Linked DNA regions of Homo sapiens: regions 2 and 3 are each linked to region 1. The links are chromatin loops, found by intact Hi-C in ENCODE. Cell type or tissue: gastrocnemius medialis. All regions are shown on one strand.

Evidence for each region. Hi-C counts contacts between places; a loop is a spot of excess contacts. Peaks named below come from ENCODE experiments on the same cell type or tissue, not always from the same donor. Only the 100,000 strongest peaks of a DNase experiment are listed, where the experiment ranks them.
Region 2: it touches region 1 in a loop (2.3-fold over the local background); 7 of 110 quality-filtered maps call a loop at or near these places.
Region 3: a loop joins it to region 1, with 5 times the contacts of the local background. A loop is called at or near these places in 6 of 110 quality-filtered maps.

What each region holds. Positions count from the first base shown.
Region 1 is chr2:47,271,189-47,273,688 of GRCh38, forward strand. The region is part of intron 3 of EPCAM-DT (EPCAM divergent transcript); the gene reads right to left. Among named protein-coding and RNA genes, the nearest start is that of BCYRN1, 63 kb to the right of the region's middle. RefSeq lists a silencer at 1,276-1,455. In gastrocnemius medialis, a CTCF peak has its summit at 1,373 (motif pointing left); a DNase peak (open chromatin) is centred at 1,353; H3K4me3 peaks cover 763 bases; H3K27ac peaks cover 2,177 bases.
Region 2 is chr2:47,068,378-47,070,877 of GRCh38, forward strand. All of the region lies in intron 19 of TTC7A (tetratricopeptide repeat domain 7A), which reads left to right. Among named protein-coding and RNA genes, the nearest start is that of STPG4, 86 kb to the right of the region's middle. RefSeq lists enhancers at 259-2,500, 1,018-1,874. In gastrocnemius medialis, no CTCF peak of the experiment used is centred here; a DNase peak (open chromatin) is centred at 1,434; H3K27ac peaks cover 2,500 bases.
Region 3 is chr2:47,014,041-47,016,540 of GRCh38, forward strand. All of the region lies in intron 11 of TTC7A (tetratricopeptide repeat domain 7A), which reads left to right. Among named protein-coding and RNA genes, the nearest start is that of TTC7A, 74 kb to the left of the region's middle. In gastrocnemius medialis, a CTCF peak has its summit at 1,389 (motif pointing right); DNase peaks (open chromatin) are centred at 861, 1,066 and 1,401; H3K27ac peaks cover 2,412 bases.

The sequences.
Region 1 (2,500 bases):
CTTATATAGCATCTTCAACAAAAAACAATGCAATTTTAGAGAAGTGACAAGACAAAAGCAATGGACCTTGAGTCCCTAGGGGTGGCAATTGTGGAAAGACAAATAACTGAACAAAATAATGGTAGATAAAGGCTAGTTAGCAAAGCTTTTTATGCAGATTCCTCTGGTGCTGTCTCCAGGCTGATAGAGGTCTAAGGCCGTCTTCTGTGATCAACCTTTGTCCTTCCTGATTGAGAGGGAAGGAGGGACACCCTTGTAAATTTATATCCGGCTTTTAGGCAAATAGGGGGAGGGCAGAGAGTTTTTCATGTTTCTGCTTCTTCTCAACTGCCTTCAGCTCAAAATAATCCTTGTGCCCAAGTGGCATATTTTAGGGCCGTGTATTCGGCTACCCTTCATAGGGTGGGGCAAGACCATGCAGAACATTGAAAGCTAGGATAAGAGATTTGGATCAAGTACTAGCAAGGGCATTGGAACAGTGGCAGAAGTGAAAGGGAACGTGTGAGGTGTGGGAAGATGGAGGGAGAGGGCTCCAGGTAAGTATCATAGCAACAGGAGCATGGCAAAGCCTGCTGGTCCCCTGGGACCCATCAGGGCTGGCCAGAGCTGGGTCTTAGGCAAACAGACAAACAGATCCCTAGATCACTTTCCATTTCTTTTTCTTTTCTTTCTTTTCTTTTTTTTTTTTTAAGCAACGGGGACTGGCTATGTTGCCCAGGCTGGTCTCCAACTCGCAGCCTCAAGCAATGCCACCATGGGCTACCGTGCCTGGACTACTCTCCATTTCTTTCTTTCATTCATACAAATAATGATTGGCTCTATCACCAGCCAGAGCCTGCAGAAGTAAACAGGGCAGATGCCTTCCCACATTCCCCAGGGGCCCTGGACTCTACTCTAGGCCCCCATCCCAGCGCCCAGGCCTAAGGCTTGAGGCTACCGAGGCCTAAGGCAATGGCTGGGGGTGAAATCAGCTATGGCTTCTCATTTGCAGCTTCCCTGTACAAAACCGCTAATCTTCACTCCCGGGTTCCGGGCCCACGTCCTCCAGACCATGCCCCTCACCCCCGGCCACCACCCTCCCCGACTGACCACACCTGGAAGGGAAGGAAGGGTGGGGGTGGCCTGCAGAGGGTGTGGCGAGATCTGGACGGCCTGGGGGCGGGGGACTAAGTTGACCGGAAATGGGGCTAGGCCGCGGCCAGGGACGGCAGCAGATGATGGTTGAGGAGTGGCCTAGGAAGGCCTCCCTGACGGCGCCCACACACGCCCCGCGGCACCGCGAACACGGCTGACAGGGCAGTTGGGCAGCGAGGTAGTCGGGAAAGAGCAGGGGGAGCCCAGCGGCTCCGTTGCGCCCTCTGTCGGCCGCCAGCCTCCATTGCACGCGGCGCCGCCCACCTGCGCACTGGGACCCCGGCCCTGGGCCGACCAGGAACCCCTTGCGCCCGCGCCAGCTCGAGCCCTGTTGCACCTGTCGTGGTCACCGCAAGCCTCTCTGGGAGAAGGCAGGTGGGAATGGGAGCCTTTTTTGTAATGGGAATAGAAGCATTCTCGGAAGTCTCCTCCCCAAGGGCACTTAGGAGCCAGCATTACCCAGTGCCTGCAATTCCACCGTTAGACATTCCCTTCTTTGGAGGGGTGGAGAGGCGATGTCTTCAACTCTTATTGGTTATTACGGTAAGGATTTACCAAATGTGCCTAGGAGAGAGCCTGGAGGGGGTGAGTAGTCTAAATCATTCATTCTGTCCCTGAGCCAGGCTTTCATTAGCACTCATTTGCCAAGGCCGTTCTGAAGGTGACCCAGCACCAACAGCCATGCTGTCCAACTGCCAGGGTCGCGAAAGGCTGGTTTCTCTTGCGGTGATTTGCCTTTTATTAATCACCGGATAGCTGAGCCTTCCTCTTCCAGGAAGTCTGCCTTGACTTTTGGGGGTAAACTCCTGTTACAAGCCAGGGTTCTCTGTTTATTTCCCACGAGATTTGCCTGGTATCACCAGAGTCCAGGCTCGTTCAGTGCCCGGGTCAGAAAGCCCCCATCAGCTGGGACACTTCTCTAAGGGAAAAGGAGAAGGGGAACATAGAGTTAAGGGAGCAGACTCGCCCATTTCCTGCCGTCAAGGTCAAGGACACACTCCCCAAGGGCTGGTTGCCTTGGCCTCACATTACTGATGACCTTGATGACCTTGTGAACACCCACCATCTGTTTCCAGAGAGTATCCAGGAGGTCCCATAAGATTGTGAATGCTCTAAAACTTAAGTTAGATGGTCTTCTCTGCTCAGATCCCTGCAATGGTTCCCCACGCCACTTGGAGTAAAAGCTGAGCCTTAGCCTGCATGGCCCTAAGCACTTGGAGCTAAGCTCCTATCGCTGTTCTTGCCACTCACTTCCCTATGGCCATATCGGCCCCATGCTGTTCTTTAAGCACACCAGACACACTCCCACCTCGGGGCTTTTACACTCACTGTTCCCTCTGCCTAGAAGGTCACTTCCCGACACCCC
Region 2 (2,500 bases), 200 kb before region 1:
CATTTCCGGAGCTGTGGCAGGTGGCTTAGAGGGGTCTAGGCCATGAGAGGACATGGAATCTTGCTTCTGCTTGGCAGGAAAGTTCAATAGGAGCGTCTTGGCTCTGTGACCTCTGATGAGATGATTTTATTGTGAGCTTTCTGTTCACCCCTCGCCAGTGCTGCCTGAGGTCACATTCCCTGATGGGAAAGTAGAGGAGACGAAAGTAGAGGGTTCTGCAGGCCCATGGTGTGGGGGGTATGAGGGTGTGTCCCCCAGCACCTGCTCAGTGGGGATCAGAGGCCCCTCCCTACCCACCTTATCCCTGGGCTGGCACAGCCCCACACACACACCCTGAGCCCTGGCTCAGGACTCTGGGAAAACCTTAAGCTGATATAGGCTCCTGAAGTCCATCACCAACCCTGATGAGGAAGCCTGTCATAGATTCAGATCAGAATGATACTTGAGCACTGCTGGCTTAATTAAGCTCCAGAATCAATTTTTTCAAAAAAAAAAAAAAAAAAAAAAAAAGAAAGACTCACCCTACATGGAGAGAGAAGGTAATGCGGCCCTTTCTCCCTGTCCAGCAGCCCCCTCCCCAAACTGTCCTTTACTGTGCCTTTGGCTGTACCTCCTGCCCAGAGAGGGGACCTTCTGTGACTGGGCCCCCTTCTCACTCCCCATCACGGGGACTCACTTCTAGAACCCGGGATCCAGAGGCCTAGCCACAGCCTCTTGACTGACCTGGAGGGCTGGGCCAGGCAGTGCTCCAGGATGGGTAGAGGCCCCTACAGACCTAGAACCTGATACCAGCCCAGGAAGGGGAGGAGAAAAGGCCCAGCCACTGGCCAGAGGAGACGGCTGGCAAGGAAGTCAATTTCTTGGAGGTTCGTCAGGCTGCAGAGTCCCCCAGGATGTGACCCATCGGGCCCCTGGCCGCTGGTCCCTGCCCCTCTGAAAACAGACAACCCTTAGCCCCAGCTGAAGAGGCCTACTGGTGTTCTTCTACATCTCACTTGTAAAGGACCCCAGAAGAGAAAGGGACAGGTACTCACTACCCCAGGAGACCCCCACCTAGGTTGGGCTCCTTGTGAGTCTGGGCTCTTCTCAGCAGGAGCCTCTTCTTTTGAGGCCCAGGGGGCTCTGGGGTGAACACATCCCACCCCAGCACTGGGTGGGGCTGGAAGGGTTTGCTCCCCTCCCCACATCAGGGAAGTAGGACCCTGTGGCTTTGGAGCTGCCCTGGCTCCAGGAGGCCTGTGGTGATGGGAGTGGGAGGTTTTCAGCCTGGAGAGGCGCCTCCCTCCCTCCCGTTCCAGGTCTGGTTGGACAGGTTGAGGCTGACACACCTGAGAGAATCCGGAATGCCAGAGAGCCTGGAGCTGGGCTGGAATGCCAGCCTCCCTGGAAGGGTGTGTCTATGTTCCAGGGTGGCGTTAGGGAGGGCCCTTTCTGTAGAGCAGGCTCCTCCCAGCAGCCCTGGTGTCCCCAAACGCAGGCTCCAGGGACCAGAAGGCTCCTGCAGCTTCCAGCTGATTCCTGGCTTCCCAGCTGGAAAGGCTGTTACAGAATCCCAGGAATGTGCCCTGAGCTCAGAAAGAAAATTCCCAAAATAACTTCTATAAATACTTGAGGGCAGGGGTGGGGAGGGAGGGCTCAGCCTGGCCCACAGCTGGCCTAGCGCCAAGGCTGCTTCCCAGGGCAGGCCCCCCTCAAAGGAAGAAGAAGCATGCACACCCCTAGACCTTTGTGCTGCTCTGCCCTTGGAGGGCATCATCAGGCACTGAACTTATGGGCTGGGATGGTGTGCAGTGGAATTCTGAAAAGGCAAGGCCCTTTTCCCCTCATCCCCTCCCAGGCCACAGCCCCTGGCCACACACTGTGCCTCTGCAGATGACCTGGGTCCCACAGGGAGGCTCCCCACTGAGTGTGAGCCCAGACCCTAGCAAGACCTTAGGCCCCTTAGGTTCTGCACCTGCGTGGCCGTAAGAGGCAGGGCTTGCCAAGCTCCACGTGGGCAGCATCCCTGATCGGAGGTCCACATCTGTGTGTGTGTGGGTGTCTCTGGGTTCCCTGGCTCTGCATTTGGGCTACATCCTGAGCTCTGAGCCTTGTTGAGCTGCTGTCCTTTGGGGAATAACAAAGCAGGCAGGAGGCTGGGGCGCTGTCCCTCTCAGCCTGGGGAGGGGCAGGACAGGGATCACATCCATGAGCCCCACAGTAACTAAGCGTGACCTTGAGGCGGTTGTGTGGTCAGGAGGAGCTCCGCCCTCAGGGAAGGCTTCCTGGGAGAGCAGAGTCTCGAGCACTTGAGATGTGGCCACACATCCCCACTCCCTGAGATCCAGGAAGGGAGAGAAGGAGGGTCCTGAGGTGGGAATTTCTGGGGACTTCCCCCAGAGCCCTGCACCTCCCTGGAATCATGTCTGTGGCTATAACCAGCCCAAAGCGCCCCCTTGGAGGTACGATGTCTGATCACCATAAACAACTTGGACATCACTTTCGAATCCCTGTGGGCTGG
Region 3 (2,500 bases), 260 kb before region 1:
GTGCAGGAATTATCTGTCTCTTCTTTGAAACCCCAGCCCAGGGTTCAATGCCTGGTGCTCGCTGGATGGATCCTTCTTGCCGATGGACACATTCACTTGGCAATGAATTCTGTCTTATGTGGTGCATGACTTCCCAACTAGGTGGGGAACTTGCTCACTTGCCATGTCTTGCACTCTGACCCCCTCTCCCCCACAGGAAGCCTACATATAGTAGGTGCTATACTAGTAACTGACGAAGCGACACACATCCCAACCTGCCAGGAAGGGACCAGATGAGGGATCTGTATTTGGTTTGGGGGTTCTCCCAGCACTCTGCACCTAATTCTTGCTCCCTAGGTGGCACTGTAAAGAGAGCAGGCTGTGGGATATCCAAGGGTTCTGAGAAGGGAGGCAACAAGCTCCCCACAAATTTCGTGTTTGAGCCCCTTTTTCTCAAGGACTGGAAACTGGCCCCATCCTTCTGCTGGGTTCCTGCCTCACCATCCCTAGTTCTACAGGGAGGCCCAGAGTGGGTCAGCCCTGTACTCTCTGTTCCTGAGGCTCACAGTGAAAAGAATGGGTCTGCCTGGCAGGCAGGGGGTGTTCGTGCATGAGACAGGGCACAGATCCCAAAAGGCGGCTCACACCCCCTTCGTCTCCTGCCTTCGCAGTTATTCTGGCTCACGTCAGCCCCCAGCAGGCCCAGCCAAGCCCCATGAGCAGGGGACAGAAATCTGGGGGTGGTCAATTTGGCCTGGGTTGCAGAAAGGGAGGCTGAAACTAGGACATTTGGAAAACGAGTTGTGCTGGGTGAAGCTGGACTGGGTGGCCATGTGCCCAGAGGCGGAGCACCTGCTCTTCCCACATCCTGTCCTCATGCCCAGAGCCACTGTTGGACACCCCATACCGGGTCTGGGTCTGAGAGCAAGGTTGTGTCTTGGGGATTGTGGCAGGCAGAGGGACGTGCATGGTCACGTGCTGGCTGGCTGATTCGGGGGTTTGCACCAGGGTGGGAGTAGCTGAGCAGGTTTGGGTTTGGAATGGGAGAGCACTGACCCTGGGGCTTATCTTGAAGTTCCCCTTGGTGAGGGAGGGCTTCCCAGGCTCTGACTCAGTGACGCCAGCACTGAAATCAGAGAGGCCTGCATGGCAGCCTTCTGCCTTGGCATGCCCAGCCTCCTGCCAGGGTCCCTATTTTTGCAGCAGAAGGAAAGAGAGATGTAAATATTTTTTTGTATCCCTCCAATTATTTAAAATTCATTTAACTTAAAAAGTTGAAACCTTTACAGGAGGCAAAGAGGAAAGGCTATGCATGTGTGGTGTCACACAGACAGCAGAGGAGTTGCAAAATGGAAACAGGGCATGCTTATCTTTGGAAAGGTCTCTGATGCCATCTCTCACCTCCTTCCTGAGGAGGGCAGCAGGGGGTAGTGGAAAAGTGCATAGGCTTTGGAGGCAGAGATGGTAGAGTTCAAATTTCTGCCTACCCATGTACTCCCACTTACTAGCTGTGTGACTTTGAGGGAGTAATTTACCCTGTCTGTGCCTCGGTTTCCTCATCTGTAGCCTGGAAACAATCATGTCCGCCATTATGGGGTAGCTGTGAATATCAGAGATGACATGAAGAGTGCCCCTGCTTAGCACACTGCGGGTACCTGCATGGTTGCTATCACCGTTACAGCCCCTTGAAAATAGCAGGCACACAAAAAGGATGCGCCTTGATGTTTTTGACTTCATTTTTCAAATTCAGGGGTGGGCAGAGCCAGGAAGATGGATTAAGTGTTGATGAGGCAGGGGAGAAAGAATGCCAGCCCTCCTGCCACCAGCTTGTAGAAATTGGAAAGAGTGCCTACTACTCCTCCCAGGGAGAAAAAAAGGGGATTTTTCAGTAGAGCAGCTAACAGCAGGTTCCGGGCTCGTGGGAAGGAACTAAGGAGAAACTGGAGGTGCTGTTAAAAACTCTGCGGGCTCAGAAACGAACTTTCTGTAGTTCCCAGAAAGAGAGGAACGAGGGTGAAGATTCCGAGGGCAAACCTTTTTGGCTCACTGCAAGGTGAGGTAACCCTTGAAATGGAAGGCAGTCCTGGGCATTAGCAGAGTGTGTGAGCAAGAAGCCAGTCTGTGTAGGGACCAAATTCGAAACACTGGAGAGACAGAGGAACTTGTAAAGTCACAGGAAATTTTCCCTTACTTATGTAACACAAAAACAAAGGATCAAAACATTATGTCCTTCAATGCATCCTTTTCCAAAGGGTCAGAGAGGAGAAAAATGAAACCCTCCAGAGGGTAGCTGTGAATCAGCATCAGGAGACTGGGGTTGGAAACAGTTCTGCTACTTCCTAGACAGGTGACCTTGGATAGGTCGCTTCAGCTCAGCTCCCTGTGCCCTCAGCGCCTTCTGCTGTGAAACACCAATGCCATCAGGTAGCTGTGGTGCTGTGAAAATGCCAGGGGAGCCCCTAATCACTCTAGAATTGCAGAGGACTAGGCAGGGAAAGATCTTCACCTGGGTTTTAGTGGC